2 separate regions of the Homo sapiens genome follow, and region 1 is linked to region 2. Evidence: chromatin loops called from intact Hi-C (ENCODE). Cell type or tissue: psoas muscle. All regions are shown on one strand. Links, peaks and the distances in the headings refer to the core of each region. The heading gives the core; the rest is flanking DNA.

Region 1 (7,801 bases), core at 2,954-5,453, 120 kb before region 2:
GTGGGTATACATTCAAAGGAAAATAAATCACTCTACTAAAAAGACACCTGCACTCACGTTCTTGGCAGCACTACCCACAACAGCAAAGACATGGAATCATCCTAAGTGCCCATCAATGGTGGATTAGTTAAAGAAAATGTGGTACGTATACACCACGAAATACTACACAGCCATAAAAAAGAAGAAAATCATGTTCTTTGCAGCAACGTGGATACAGCTTGAAGCCATTATCCTGAGCGAATAAATGCAGAAACAGAAAACCAAATACCGCATGTTCTTACTTACAAGTCGAAGCTCAACACTGCGTACACATGGGCATGAAGACAGGAACAATAGACTCTGGGGACTTCAAAAGGGGGGACTAGGGAGGGAAGGAGAAAAGGATTGAAAAACTACCTATTGAGTACTATGTTTACTAATTTGGGTGATGGGTTCAATTGAAGCCCAAATCTCAGTATCTTGCAAGATATCCATGTAACAGACCTACACATGTACCCCCCGAAACTGAAACAAAAAATAAAAAATAAAATAAAATAAATCCCAGTTTACTTACACATGATAAATAAATGAAACAGCACTGTTCTTTCTTTACTTTTTCTAAGCCAACTCACACTTCCTGATCCTAATGGAAATCCTTTCGGGTTCACAACTAGGAGTCCTGGTCCCATTCTTACAGACCACAGGAGGGGCAAGACAGCTATGAAATTTTGTGCCTCTCATTTCTGTCCTGCAGAGAAACTGAGCCTCTGAATAGGAGTTCAGTGGAGATCACCCACCAGCTGACCTGGGCAGTGGGTTTTTCTTCCTGTTTTTGAATAAGGCAGCAGCTGAACTGTACAAACACCTCTACTTTCACCGAGGTGTTGCTCACTATTTTATTTTCATTTCTCTTCTTCCTTGTTTTTAAGGTGTGAAAAAGACTTTCAGCAATGCCTTCCATATGCTGTCTTATTTTATTTCTCCTATTTTTCCCTGATAGAGTCTATCTACTACTGAACGACAAGAAGGGATTGTTGGGGGGAGCTGAGAGTCACTCTGCCAAAAAGCATCTGACTTGTAAACAGTGCAAGACTTTTAAAAGTCTACTCTCTGACCTTCTATTTTGAGGACCCTCAAAGTGAAGAAAGTCAAACTTGGTATTAAATAACCACCCAGGATGTGGTTGTCAGCTTGAGGTGTTAAGAGGAACAGTTTATAAAAAGCCTGGTTAAATATAGGAAGTACAGTTGCATTTCAGGTAACTCGAGATTTGAACATCCAATACGGCTTTAACGGAGGCAATCTATTTGGCCCATTTTCACAGATATATATTAAATGACACCTATTTTGAGGTCTATAATTTTTCCTCCTTAGCTAGACCAGAAAACACTTCCTCCACCCTAATTCATGCTTCCTTATCCTCCAAATGTATATCCTCCACTTTTTTTCCCCACTGAAATAAATACATCCTTAAACTACTTTGCATAGCCCTAGGGTAAAACAACAATTGTAACAACAACAAAACATTAAATGCTTCATTATGATTTAATATTCTATCACCAGAACCCAAAACCTCAGTTTGACTATTTTGGGTCTCTCTCTTTCTCTCTTTTAAACTATTATTAAAATGGTAATTTTAATGCAAAAGGCTGTATTCAATTTTAAAACATTGTTTTGTTTTGAATTTCAGCTGTCTTGAAAGTCCATTTTTTTCCCCTTTCCTCTCTGTAGGGAAGAGGATTGAACTTCTCTCGAGCTCTGTTTCCTCATTTGTAAAATGCAGGATCTACCTATGATGTAGGTGGTTAAACAGTAGTCTGTGTGTGATGCATGGCACACAGGTCACCCCATGGCAGTGCATGTTTTATCTGCGTACCCATGCAGACAGCCCTTGGTCATGGAGGACTATGCCACCATAGCCTCGGTCCACCAACCCCTAAGCACTAAAACACATCCAGACCATGTGATCAGCAATTGATAATTTTAGAATACACTTGGCTAATTTCTCTGATCCCACTGCTACAAATAAACCTTGCAGTCGTTGATTTGGTCAGGTTCAAATTTCACCACGGCCCTACGGGCATAAAGATGAATTATTTGATTGCAAGGAGAAATAAGAGACCATGTGTCAGGCTGCTTTGCAAATCAATTCACCTCCCCTGCAAAGATGCTCCTTCCTACTTAAGATATATGGCTTTACAAGGATTTGGGCAGCATCTGTGTTTGCCGTGTCAGAGGGCAAGACGCATGCAGATGTAATATCACCGAGCAGTGTAATCCGAGTGTGCATGAAAAATAACTGCAGAGGGAATGAGGGAACCCTTTGCCACGGGCCCTGACAGCACCTCAAATAAGCACTTTACCTAATCTCCCTTGTTGATTCCTATCTGGGCCCAGTGACTTCATGCAGCTGCCATCTGCTAACCAGTTAGGGCATGTTGATCACGGACGTATTGTAATCAGAGCTGAGGTCTCCAATGGTAAAGCAGGCTTGCTGCCAAGATGGGGCAAGACCCTAATAAGAATGGCAGAAAGGAGCCGAAAGGTGAACTTTACAGCCAGCATGCCTGGATTAAGCTTCTATTTTATTTAACTCTGTATCCCCAGGGCTTGGCGTGGAAAAATGCCCAGTAAATACTGCAGATAGAAATGAGTGAAAGACTTTCCATAAAAAGTGAAGCACTTCCACCACTGGGTAACAGTAATTATTTGCATAGAGTCTTTTGAGCTATTTTATAGTAGATTAAAATGTTTATTTGTGGTGAGCTATCTGTGGTAGACAAGGTTCATTCATTCATTCATCAGATATGTATTGAGTGGACACTGCCCTAGCTTTGGTGCCTGTTCACCTTTGTAGCTCAGGAATTCGGCAATGACACGGGGTGCAATGGATAAATGCGAGATAGAGGAGTGGAGGGTCCGGTCTGGGAGAGAAAGAGCAGAGTCTGTGAAAAAACTAACAGACAGGGGACACTTCTGCAGATCCCAAGTGCTCTGGCCAAGTTCAATACTCTTCGGCGCAGATGGACTTGGAGTTTCTTAGGCTGCTACGCAAGAGGACCACTAAGAAGCATGGTTATTTCGGCTGCAGGATGCTGAGTCTAAGAAAAACTCAGGCATCCAAGAGCATGCCCCTCCACTGACAGGTGGAAAAACTGAGGCAGAGAGAAAGATTATAGTTTATCCTTGATCATGGAGCAGCTTGGAGACAGAGGTAGGACTAAACTCTGGTATGTTGAGCAATCCATGCTCTGCCAAGCTGCAGCATCTCCTCTGTAGGCTGGATAAGCTCATGGGCTGACGCTCTAGGGAAGAAGAGGCAGACAGTAATCGAGGAAACAATTGTATACATATTCAGAAAGTGGTAAGTGCTCAAAAGAAAAGAAACAGAGTGGGTGAGGAGAGGCAGGGTTTGAATTCGACTCCACCATTTGCTAGCTAAGTAACTCAGCTTGCCAAGGCTCTCTTAGCCTCAGTTTCCTCATCTGAACATTACGAAGGCTCATTGTAATGCCTGTCTCCTAGGGTTGTTGGGAGATGCTAAGAACGCTGGCACATAATGAGCACTTCATAAATGATGGGTATTTTTATTTTATTATTGTTACTTAAGTAGGATGGTCAGGGTAGGCCTCTGAGAAAGTGATATTTAAACTGTGTTAGAAAGATAAGAAATTAGACAGGTGTGGTCGCAGATGCCTGTACTCTCAGCAATTTGGGAGGCTGAGGCTAGAGAATTGCTTGAACCCGGGAGGCAGAGGTTGCAATGAGCCGAGATCGTGCTACTGCACTCCAGCCTGCATGACAAGAGCGAGACTCCATCTCAAAAAAAAAAAAAAAAAATGGGCAAGAAAGTGCCCCCCACCACTCTTCCCAGGCAAAAGAAACAACATGTACAAAAGCCTTGAAGCAGATATAGGCTCTGTGGGTCCCAGGAAAAGAAAGAAGACTAGAGTGGTTGCAGGATATTGGGAGGACATTGGGCACAGCTACTTGAGGTAGGAAATAAACTGAGAGGCAGGCAGGAGTTCAGGTCTTCAGGACATGTAGACCCTGGAAAAGAGCGTGTATTTTTATTCTAAATGGTATAGGAAGCCACTAGGGATGGGGAGTGGTGTATTCATCAGCTACTGCCAAAATACTGCCGCATAACAAACAACCTCAAAATTTCAAGGGTTCACAAGATCAAATATTTATTTTCCTCACTCACTAGTCTAAGAATTGGTTGAGGTTGGCCTGATATTGACTGGGTTTGCTGAAAATGGCTCCAGGGTATAAGTCAGATTCAGGTCTGTTTCATCTATCTCATTCTGCAGCCCAAGCTGAAGAAAAGGCATTGGCTATGGGAAAAATGCAGGAGTACAAAGCCAATCATGCAAGCACATCTCAAGACTCTGCTCACATCATGTTGACTAATATCCCATGAAAAAAAAAAATTACAAGGCCAAGAGCCAAAAATCCAGGAGCAAGAAAGTTCATTTCACTGCTCATGAGGCCATGGCAAGGGTGCTGATATCTAGTATTACTACAATGCACTTTAGCAGGCCTAAAGTCCTGGAGTGTACTGGAGTGTAGTGGCATGATCATGGCTCACTGCAGCCTTAAACTCCTGGGCTCAGTTGATCCTCCTGCCTCAGCCTCCCAAGTAGCTGAGACTACAGGCATGCACCATCATTCCCAGCTAATTTTTAAATTTTTTGTACAGGCAATGTCTTGCTATATTGCCAAGGCTGGTCTTGAACACCTGGCCTCAAGCAATCCTCCTGCCTTGGCCTCCCAATGCACTAGAATTACAGGTGTGAGCCACCATGCTCAGTCCTGTTGTACTTTAGACCCAACTACGTCAGCTTTCTGCTGACCCTGCTTTGACAAATGCCCAAACCACCCATGGTTCATCATATCAAAACGATGTCCTTGGACAAATCACATGCTGGTTTGCACCATCTTAGCTCTGGCTTTCCTGAGCATTTTGGCTTCTTAGAGTAGCCCCCCTCCACCTCTCCTTGTGGATGGATACAGATTATGGCCCTTCCCAGTAGCCTTCTGAGACGTGGTGCAGGGTTCCAGTTCATAGCAGCTGGAGTCAGGGCTGGAAGGAGCAGCGGGAGTGTTTTCCTTGGCAGGTTTCTGGCATGCACACGTTCCTAGTATTAAAATACAATGTGCTTTTTCCAAACTAGATGATCTACACCAACCATTTTATCTGTAAACTAGCCCTCTACCCACCCACCCTCAACTCTGGTCTTGGAACTATTTGAAGGGGGGGGAAAAAGAGGAGGAAGAGGGAGGAGGAGAAGGAGGAGGAAAAGAAGAAATCTATGAGGGGGTGTGGCAGTGAGGGGGTGGATGTCTATGAAAATTTATGTGCTGAAAAACAGCTGTAAAATGTTTAATGTTTCAATGAACGTTTTATGTTTACCATAAAAAATCCTCCAGCCAAGAAGGGCTTTAAAATGTTACATTTCCAAACAGATCCACAGAAAGAAGCAAAAAAAAAAAAAAAAAAAAAAAGGATTTCCACAAACCCCTCTCTATGGAGTGACCCCCAAACGCTAAACATTAAAATAGGGTCCTTCTGACCTAGGTCAATGTTGAGGGAGAAAAGAATAACAGGCATGACACAGGGAGAGGCCGGCAAGAAGAATGAAAAATATGCTCATGTTTTTCAAAGCTAAGTACTCATGGCAGAAAGCCTTGGAAATTCAGGCTTTTGAAGGCAGAGGTGGAGGAAGGCGGGGAAGATGCCCAGCTCAGCCAAAAGCTTGCTGAAAGATTCAAATGTAATCAATCAGTCCACCAACAGGAAGAACTAATCAAGTGCCTTAATACTGAGTTCTTCCAGGAAAGATCCTGGCTGAAGGGACACTGGCTTTCACAGACAGAGGCATGTTCATATTCAAACTCCACTCTAAACTAGTCTTGGCTCCTATAGTCAGTTTTTTTTACCTCTTGAGATCTCCATTTCTTCATCAATAAAATGCAGTGGCAGGCGTCACTGGCCAACACTGAATAAATGGTATGTGCTGGGAAGCAGGGACTGGGGAAGCCAGGAGTCATGATGAAGTCAGCTTAGCGCAGCCTGAATCAGGTAGGGAAATTAAGACCTGACATAGGAGGAAACAGAAAACGTTGAAGCTTGGAGGAAAACTAGAGTGTTGCTCTTCTTTGCTTACCCAATGACTTTAGTGAAGTCACCATGTGGGTCTTCAGGCCAACCAACCAGTTTTACTTTTTAATCTCCCTTGTAATTAATATTTTCCACACTGTTTTCGGGTAATAGAAATGCAGTGCAGGCTGGTAATAGAAATACACAGTGGCTCACGCCTGTAATCCCAGCACTTTGGGAGGCCGAGGCAGGTGGATCACTTAAGGTCAAGAATTCAAGACTAGCCTGGCCAACATGGTGAAACCTCATCTCTACTAAAAATACAAAAATTAGCCAGGTGTGGTGGCAGGTGCCTGTAATCCCAGCTACTCGGGAGGCTGAGGCAAGAAAATTGCTTGAACCCAGGAGGCAGATGTTGCAATGAGCCAAGACTGTGCCACTGCACTCCAGCCTGGGTGAGAGACAGATACTCCGTTTCAAAAAAAAAAAAAAAAAAAAAAAAAAAGCAGTGTGGACCATGGGCCCTTCCTAATCTGGCCCCTTCAAGCGTCTTCTGCATATAATGATCATGCAGTCACTATAAAAAAGCAAACAAATAAAAATGAAACGTCACATGTACCTTCTGAGACACACCTTGCAGTTATAGCCTATGTGTTTCTAAAGTCCTGTGCCTTCAGCTTACTATATCCTTCCTTAAGCCCTGTCTTTTCACAAACTCTTACCCAGCTCTCAAAACTTAGTTCAAATACCACCTTTACGGACCTTCTGATCTGTATCAAATGCCTGTTTACTGTGTTCTCAGAGCACACGCTGCTGTGGTGTACCCCAATACTCTTCATACCACATCCAGACATTCATTATGTTACTGGAGGAGGGCGTCCAGGTTCTTGGCGTTTTGAATAAAGAATTGGACAAAACGCATAAACAAAGCAAGGAAAGAATGAAACAACAAAAGTAGAGATTTACTGAAAAGGAAAGTACACTCCAAACGGTGGGAGCAGCCCAAGCATAGAGGCTCAAGAGCCTGGTTAAAGAATTTTCTGGGGTTTAAATACCCTATAGAGGTCTCCCATTGGCCACTTGGTGTACACCTCATGGAAATGAAGTAATGGCCCACAATCAGTCAGATTGGTTGTGGAAAGAAGTTACACTCCTATGCAAATGTCTGATAGGTTGTGAAAAGCAACCAATCAGAGGGTGAAGCGAAGTTACAAAGTTACAGCTCCTATGCAAACGGCTGAATGGTCGTGGAAAGCAACCAATCAGGGGTACTTTCAATTTTCCATCTGCAACTCAGAAAAGTGGGGAGGGGTTGCAGAGGGAGTAGCCTCTGGTCCTTTTATAACTTAGTTGTGGAAAGTTGGTGTTTTCCTTTTGATTTAATTATACAAAGTCAACGTGAATCAGCCTTAGATTCCCTGCCTCCAGATCCTGTTCTCCTGCCTCACTTACTTTTCTAATTTCTTCTCTAAATGATGCTTCTTGAGGGTAGACACCGAATCCTCATCATCTCAGGACACAGTACAAAATACAGCATGAAGCAGATCCCTGGGAAGATTCTGTTTGAGAATCAATGAGTTAAGAAACAAATGACAGCAAACACAGTCTTCTTTCTAGATTGGCAAATGAGGGAATACTGGTCTCTGAGGGATACACAGGGCCAATCTCCTCACTGTCACCTTGCACTCAGAGAGATAAGATGGCTTTTGCTCTCCAGTG
Region 2 (7,801 bases), core at 2,223-4,722:
AGTCAAACAGCATTTTTGGTGCCTGAATGAGGGAATAAGTGAAAGAGATAAGGATGACTTAAAAATAAGAGCTGAAGCGTATCATTTCCACACTTGGACATTTCAGCATCCATTTATAATGAGATACTTGTCATACACTTAACTAACTGCCTGCTCTTAGCTCACCACTATGGCATTCCTATTCTCCTGGACATTTGTATTTAGACACAAAAAAGCGAATCTCTAATGCTAAAAATTTTTATTCCAAATGTACAAAAAGGTCTCTCTCTGGTACAGAGTCATATAGCTGCATCTCCAACCTGCACCTTCTCTGGGTTCAAGAGTGCTCACTGTATGAAAAACAGGGTCCAACCCCACAGCTGGCTGTCAGTTGGCTCGAGGGTTGCCTCTTTGGTCTCTCTAGGGGCTCAGACTAATAAAAGGACACTCAGCCTTTGGTCGGCAGAGCTGGAACTGTTCTCAGCAATGAGAAATCTAAAAAAAAAAAAAAAAACACCTCAGATGGTTCCTCCCCTGCTCCCGTAGGTGACCTACATGTGAGTGGGAAGGAAAACAGGTCCCAATCCCCGTTTGATGCACTCGGGAACACAGCCCGGGTTGCACCGCACACCACAGCCTGGAGTCCTCTTGATGAATCATACATAAGTCGGAGAAGAAAGCCAGGCCTGCCAGCCCAACTTTGCACTTCACAGCGAAGCATAAAAGCACGCAGGAGGTAGCACAAGTTGCTTTCTTGAGAAGCGGGCCTTGCAGCAATGTTTATGAAAAGGAGGAGACCTTTGTAGTGGCATCTCTGAAGCCAGAGGCCTGCCAGCGTACTCATCAGAAACCCGCACAGTGAAAGGTTGGAAACCAGCGTTGCCATGCGTTAGCTAGAGAACACGGGCAGGACCTAACCAAAGTTCTGAACTCGTGGTTCTGTTTTAAAGTCATACGGTACAAAATGCAGTATCACCTGCTCAGGCTTGAAGACAGGAAGGGTGGAGAGGGAGGGGTGAATGAAAAATTGCAATCCAAGAGCTCCTAGGTTCAAATCCCTGCCCTGTCCCGACCTAGTTGGGTAGCCCCATAGAAGATACTTATGCTCTGCAATCCTTAACTTCTTGTTTTTTTGTTTTGTTTTGTTTTGAGATGGAATCTTGCTCTGTCACCTAGCATGGAGCGCAGTGGCACGATCTCAGCTCACTGCAACCTCTGCCTCCCAGGCTCAAGCGATTCTCCTGCCTCAGCCTCCCGAGTAACTGGGATTACAGGCACACGCCACCACACCCGGCTAATTTTTTATTTGTAGTAGAGACAGGGTTTCACCATGTTGGCCAGATTGCTCTCAAACTCCTGACCTCAAGTGATCCACCCACCTCAGTGTCCCAAAGTGCTAGGATTACAGGCATGAGCCACCATGCCTGGCCACCTTAACTTCTTCATCTGTAAAATGGGGATAATAAATGTTGGATCCCTCTCCAACATGGCCCTACCTTTCTATTACACGTAGCAGGGGTGGAGAGGCGATCAGGCAAGAATTTGGCCAAGTAGGCCGGGCGCAGTGGCTCACAGCTGCAACCCCAGCACTGTGGGAGGCTGAGGCGGGTGGATCACCTGAGGTCAGGAGTTCGAGACCAGTCTGACCAACATGGAGAAATCCCAACTCTACTAAAAATACAAAATCAGCTGGGCGTGGTGGCGCACACCTGTAATCCCAGCTATTCGAGAGGCTGAGGCAGGAGAATCCCTTGAATATGGGAGGCAGAGGTTGCAGGGAGCTGAGATCGCACCATTGCACTCCAGCCTGGGAGACAGAACGAGACTCCACCAAAAAAAAAAAAAAAAAAAAATTGGCCAAGTAAGTGGGGGAAGAGAGTGTCTGTGGTATGAGGAGGACACTAAGGGGTTCTATCAACACCTTGCTCGTTTCTCCCACCCCTTTCTTGGCCTACACCCTCTTCAAAAAAATAACATCTGCGACGTTAAGTAGGAAAGCCCAAAAGAAAGGACTCAAATACGGAGGTAGCGGAATAACTCAATAATGACTCTGATACTTTGGGCATGCTGACCTACTCTGTGTCAAATACTATTCTACGTGTTTTAGTGAATTATATCATTTATTCCTCACTCCCCTCCAAAACAATCCCTGGAAGCAAATACTAGTAGTATTAACCCCATTGTACAGATATAAAAACAGCTCAGAAAGACAGGGGCATTCTGCAACTTGTCACTTAATATGAGAGAACTGGAATTCAACCCAGCTATTTCTGACTCTTGATCTCAAGTGTTTTTCTATCAAGCAGCTCCTTGCGAATTTGCTAGTTTGGTCTCCAGTTTCTGGATTTCATGGACCAAGAAGACTTTTATTTTTTTTAAGAAAAAATTGGGAGGTCTGAAATCAGGTTGTCAACTTTGTTTTATTTTTCCGAGTAAGCAGACTTAAAAAAAAATAAACCACCTCCAATCACTGTCATTTCATAGAAGACAGAATAATTTAAATCAAAAAGTGCATGTAAGACAGAAGTGCCAATAAAAAGAGAGCAAGCTTCTCCTACTTCTAATCACTTTGAAAAGAATATTTTGGCTGGGTATGGTGGTTCACACCTATAATCCCAACACTTTGGGAGACCCAGGTGAGCAGATTGCTTGAGCCCAGGAGTTAGAGACTAGCCTTGGCAACATGTTGAAACCCTGTCCCTACAAAAAATAGCCAGGCACGGTGGCACACACGTGTAGCCCTACTTGGAGGGCTGAGGCAAGAATATCTCTTGAGCCTGGGAGGAGGAAGCTGCAGTGAGCCAAAATCGTGCCACTGTGCTAGACCCTGGGTGACAGAGCCAGACCCTGTCTCAAAAAAAAAAAAAAAAGAATATTTTAACACTGAAAATATCTGTTGAACATAATCTCATAATAAAGGACAATCATATAAATTAAACTGATTTAGCTTTATATGAAATAAGTCATACATCTGTCCTAATTCTTCCGCAGTTTGCCATAGCTGGAATATCTTGATGATCGTCAGTTTGAGTTCTGTTTTGGGGAATGGATGCTGGACCTGTCCAGCTCTGTCTCAGCAACCATGAGCAGAAATATTCTGATGTGGTGAGGCCTTGACACAAGCCACGGAGAATCTTGGGTGAGGAAGGGGTGGATGAGATGTCACGACTGACCTGCATCCACTCCTAAATGTGATTTGTACAGTTGTCCCTCAGTATCCAAAGGGGACTGGTTCAAGGAACCCCCCCAAATACCAAAATCCACAAATGCTCAAGTCCCTAACATAAAATTGTATAGTATTTGCATATAATGTATGTGATGCTCCTGTACACTTTAAATCATCTCTAGATTACTTATAATACCTAATACAATATAAACACGATATAAATAGTGGTTATGTTGGATTGTTTAAGGAATAATGACAAAAAAAAGCAGTTGGTACATTTTCAGTACAGATACCACCCTCCGTTTGTTCGAATGCTTTTAATCTGTCATTAGTTAAATCTACATATGTAGAACCCAGAGAGAGGGGGGCTGACTGCATATGGCCTCTTTCGTTCATTCACCCAGTATTTGTTGGCTATTTTCTTGAGGTCTGGTCCCAACTATGTCTTAGGAATACAACTGTGTCAGGCACTGAAACGCCAACCCAGGTTTGGTGGTTTGCAAGGAAGACTCATAAGACTCAGCATACGGTCACACTCATGGCTGAGATTTATCACAGCAAAAGGATGCAAGGCAAAATGAGCACAGGGAAATGGTGAATGAGGCGAAGTCTGGAGAAAACCAGGTACAAGATTCCAAATGTCCTCTTCCAGTGGGGTCACACAGGATGCATTTAATTAGTCCCCCAGAAATGAGCTGTGAAAATATATATGAAGTATTGTCTACCAGAGAAATGTATTAGGGACTCAGTGTCCACAGTTTTTATTGGAAGTTGGCCACGTAGGCACCCTCTCTGTAGCATATAACAAAATTCCAGCCTCCACAAAGGAAAGCAGGTATTCCACATGAGCCCTATTTTTGGTACAAGCAGTCTAGACAGAGTGAGCCATCTTTATCTGATCTGGGAATGGTGACAGCCCTCCTAAATTCCAAGTTCCCAGATGCAGCCAAGAGCCAAGCTTGCGACAGTCTGCTGTACTAACTCTTTCCCACACAGCAACAGTGAGCAAAATAGGACCCCAGTGCCTGGCCTTGTGAAACTTACAGCCAGATGAGGAATACACAATCATCACGCCATCATCATTCATTCATTCATTCATTCATTCAACAATTATTTTTGAGGACTCTCTCTGGGCCAGTGACTGGTGACAGATTTTCAATGAAATAGACTAAAATCCCTGCCCTTGTGAAGCTTCGAGTCTACATGAGTGAGACATTGTAAGTGCTAAGGAGAAAAAAAGAAGGCAGGGAAGAGAAGTGGGGAGGACAAATACAGTTGCTGGAAAAGGGAAAATTAACTGAGTTTGGATAATTTTCTGTGATCTACGTTAATTTTCTATTTCTAAAAATCTACTTCTTAGATAATTTTCTAAAAACTAAAACTCAATTAATTTTCTATTTCTAAATTAGTTTTTTCTATTTCTAAAAATCCACTTTTTTGGAATGAGTTCAAAGAAATACTTATATGAAAGACCCCTGCACCCCAGAGAAAGTGATGATCCATTTGAAGCCTAAATGATGAGAAAGAGTTGATTAGCTAAAGCAGGATGGGAAGACTACTCTAGCCAGAGACAAGAGCCTGTGCAAAGGCCCTGTGGCAAGGAGCAGGGTAGGTAGCAGGTTTCTGGGGAAAGTGGTACAAAGTAAGCTGCAGAGGTTGGCAGGGGTCTTGCAGGCCCTGGAAAGGATTTTGTTATTTTATCCTAAGGGATATGGTGAGCCAGTGAAGGGATTAAGCAGGGAGTGGCAAGTAGGGTGGTGGCAAGATCAGATTTCTATTTTAGAGAAATGACTCCAGCTTCTGCCTGAAGAAGGGATTTCAAGAGAGTCAAGAGGGGAAGCAGAGATGCCAGTGAGAAATCTTACTGACAACACTGCTATATACGGCACTAACTCACAGATTTGGAATTCACCCTACATTGCTATCAAGTGTGCTCCTGGGAGACAAAGGAAGGCCTAACCTCACCAATGTCTTATGACCCCATCCCTTGCAGAGGAAAAAAAAATAAAATACCCAAGAGAAAAAGTCTTCCTGTTTTCAGAGTCTTTAAAATGGCATAAGAACCCCAAAGGGAAAACTCCAACATGGGAATGCGAGCAGTGGTGCCCTTTGAAAAGTTTTCATTTTATTTTAACTTTGCTAAATCTACTTACATTCACATTTTGAAATATGTAAGCACAATAAAACACTGCAGTTATGGTCTATTGGGTTAAAAATCCAGTTTTTGGAACGGGTTCAAGGGAATACTTATATAAAAGACCTGAGAATGGAAAGTAATTCTGCAGATAAAATAGAACGGAAACATCTCCTAAATATGCCTCTTGTAAGATAAATGCACAATGAGGAGGGGGCCTGGGACCATCACTAATGGGAGATTCACAACAGTGGCCTCTTAATCCCTCACGAAACCAGCTGGAAGGGAAGCGCCTGGCTAGTCGTCGGCATCAACATTCAGACTTTTCCAAAGGTCTCTCCTCTTCCTTTCATAATTCATTTGAAAGCAAGAAATTAACCCTGAATTTAAAACAGTGAAATTCCATTCTAGCACGTCACTCACAAAGCACGGAGTGACCATGGTGTTTATTTTGCAAAGTTCCAGACAAAGAGAGCTAAAAAAAAAAAATTGCTGGAATAAATCCATCAACAGGCATCTCAGTGCTTATTCTGTGTAATTATCCTTGCATGGGGAGGCATACAAAAAAAGGAAGAAAATATAGTTCTTATCCTTAAGGAGCTGGCAAGTCTGTTAGGTGGGTACTTTTCAGCTCCATGTATATATCAGGTCCCCTTGGGAGCTTGATAGAAATACTGATTCTCGGCACCCACAATCCCCCAACCCCAGACCTAGTAAATCAGAATGGCCACACGGGGCTTGGGAATGTATATTTAGAGCAAACAAAGGGGATTCTGCTGGAAGGCTGAGATTCTGAAACACTGAACTGAAAAGAAAGGGAAACTTCAGGAAACATTAGCACCACTCAATGTGACATGAGGGAGAGGCCTTACTCCTTAGTTGGCCAAACCGTCCACTCAAGGTAGCATCACTCAGACGGCAGCCATGACAATTCCAAGCATCCAGCTTTTGCTTTCCCACCTCCAACAAAGGAAGCAGATCCTCGGTGTGAAGGTTCATTCCACTGTAGGGCCACTATCTACTGCTCCTTGAAAATCCTTACAAAATCTGACACACCCTGTATCTTTCCTTGGGTTAAACACAGTTTACTGAACTCTTCACCCCTGGTCCTGAGGCTACTCTCCCAAGGACAAATGCCAGTTTGTCAACAGAGCTCTCAACAGGTGACACTCAAGGCAGAAAACAAGATTCCAGACAAGTTCTGGCCAACGCCAAATCCACGGGATTCTTGCCTCTCTTGATCCAGACATTTGATGTTGACTAACACTGTCTAAGTCGGCATCATCTTGTCAGAGCCCAACACCCTGAAATCACTGCATACTCTACTCTGCACCTTTTGTCTAGTCAACTTTTCCAAAATGAAATAGAGTTAACATAGGTGCCTCCATGTTGTTCCAGAGTCTTCCCAGGATTTGCATCAAAGTTATTTATTTCTTGTCCCTGTCAATGACTCTTCTCTCCCCAGTCCACATTCATTCTTTGTCTTCCTATTTATGTGTCCAGTTTTTCCTCTTTATTCTTTTTCTTCTCCTTTTCTCTGTGATTTTACAAAGATTTCCAACAGAACACCTGAACTCTCATTGGTGACTTCTTGTTGGCATCCTGGGCCATTATTCAAAGACTTACAGGATCACAGAATGTCAAGATTGGAAGAGGCCTTGGAGACCAGCCACAGAAAACCCCTTGTCATAAACTATGGTATAGAGAGGACACAGGTAAAACTGAATCGCCCAAGTTTGGGGTTAAGCCAAAATTAGGATTCAGGTCTTCTCCATACTGAGTAGTTTGTGATGGCCTCCCTTTGGGACTTTAAGACCAGACTAGTTGGCCAATCAGGTTTGGAGGGCTATCCCCTGGGGAGGTATGGTAGCAAACACACCTGGGGCACAGGGGGAAGAGTGGCCTGAAAGGGGCCTAAATTATGCAAAGTAAAATGTAAAGTGGGAGAACTCACCCACACTGCCTACTGCTCTAGTATGATTTTTATTTAAAACAAAAAAAAGAAGAATATGGCTGAGATTCCAGAAATTATAGTAGCATGCTGCCCTTTGTGTATGTATGAGGTGGGGGGAAGAGGGAAGAGGAGGCACAAAAAGCAAAAAAGAAGTGAAAACAAAACCAAAGATAAAAACACACCACACCATGATGTGTGTACATCACAAGAACACAGGAGCCAACAGCAGCAACTTTTGAAGACCAAATTGTTCCATCTGGAAAAATTTAAGCAACAAAATAAATAAAGTAGTATAGGATTATAACATAAAGCATAAAATAAATGTCCATGAGTGTACCGTGATATAAATAAATGATTAAATAAATAAATGGGGGAGAAGACACAAATATTCCATGCAGAATTCCAAGTAGTTTATGCAGATACTCTACCCTCGAAGAGTGAGAACATTAAATCCCCACTCCACAAGCATGAGCTGGGCACAGCAACACTCCTCCAAAGGCAGCAGTGTGGAAAGTAGAGGGAAAGACTAAGTGTGCAGTGGAGAAACCTAATGAACACTACCTTGACC

What was found. Peaks named below come from ENCODE experiments on the same cell type or tissue, not always from the same donor. Only the 100,000 strongest peaks of a DNase experiment are listed, where the experiment ranks them.
Region 1: a loop joins it to region 2, with 7 times the contacts of the local background. A loop is called at or near these places in 2 of 110 quality-filtered maps.

The regions. Positions count from the first base shown.
Region 1 is chr16:78,743,209-78,751,009 of GRCh38, reverse strand. All of the region lies in intron 8 of WWOX (WW domain containing oxidoreductase), which reads right to left. Among named protein-coding and RNA genes, the nearest start is that of WWOX-AS2, 250 kb to the right of the region's middle. In psoas muscle, for the core only: no CTCF peak of the experiment used is centred there; no DNase peak of the experiment used is centred there; H3K27ac peaks cover 536 bases.
Region 2 is chr16:78,626,589-78,634,389 of GRCh38, reverse strand. The region is part of intron 8 of WWOX (WW domain containing oxidoreductase); the gene reads right to left. Among named protein-coding and RNA genes, the nearest start is that of WWOX-AS2, 130 kb to the right of the region's middle. In psoas muscle, for the core only: no CTCF peak of the experiment used is centred there; no DNase peak of the experiment used is centred there; H3K27ac peaks cover 2,500 bases.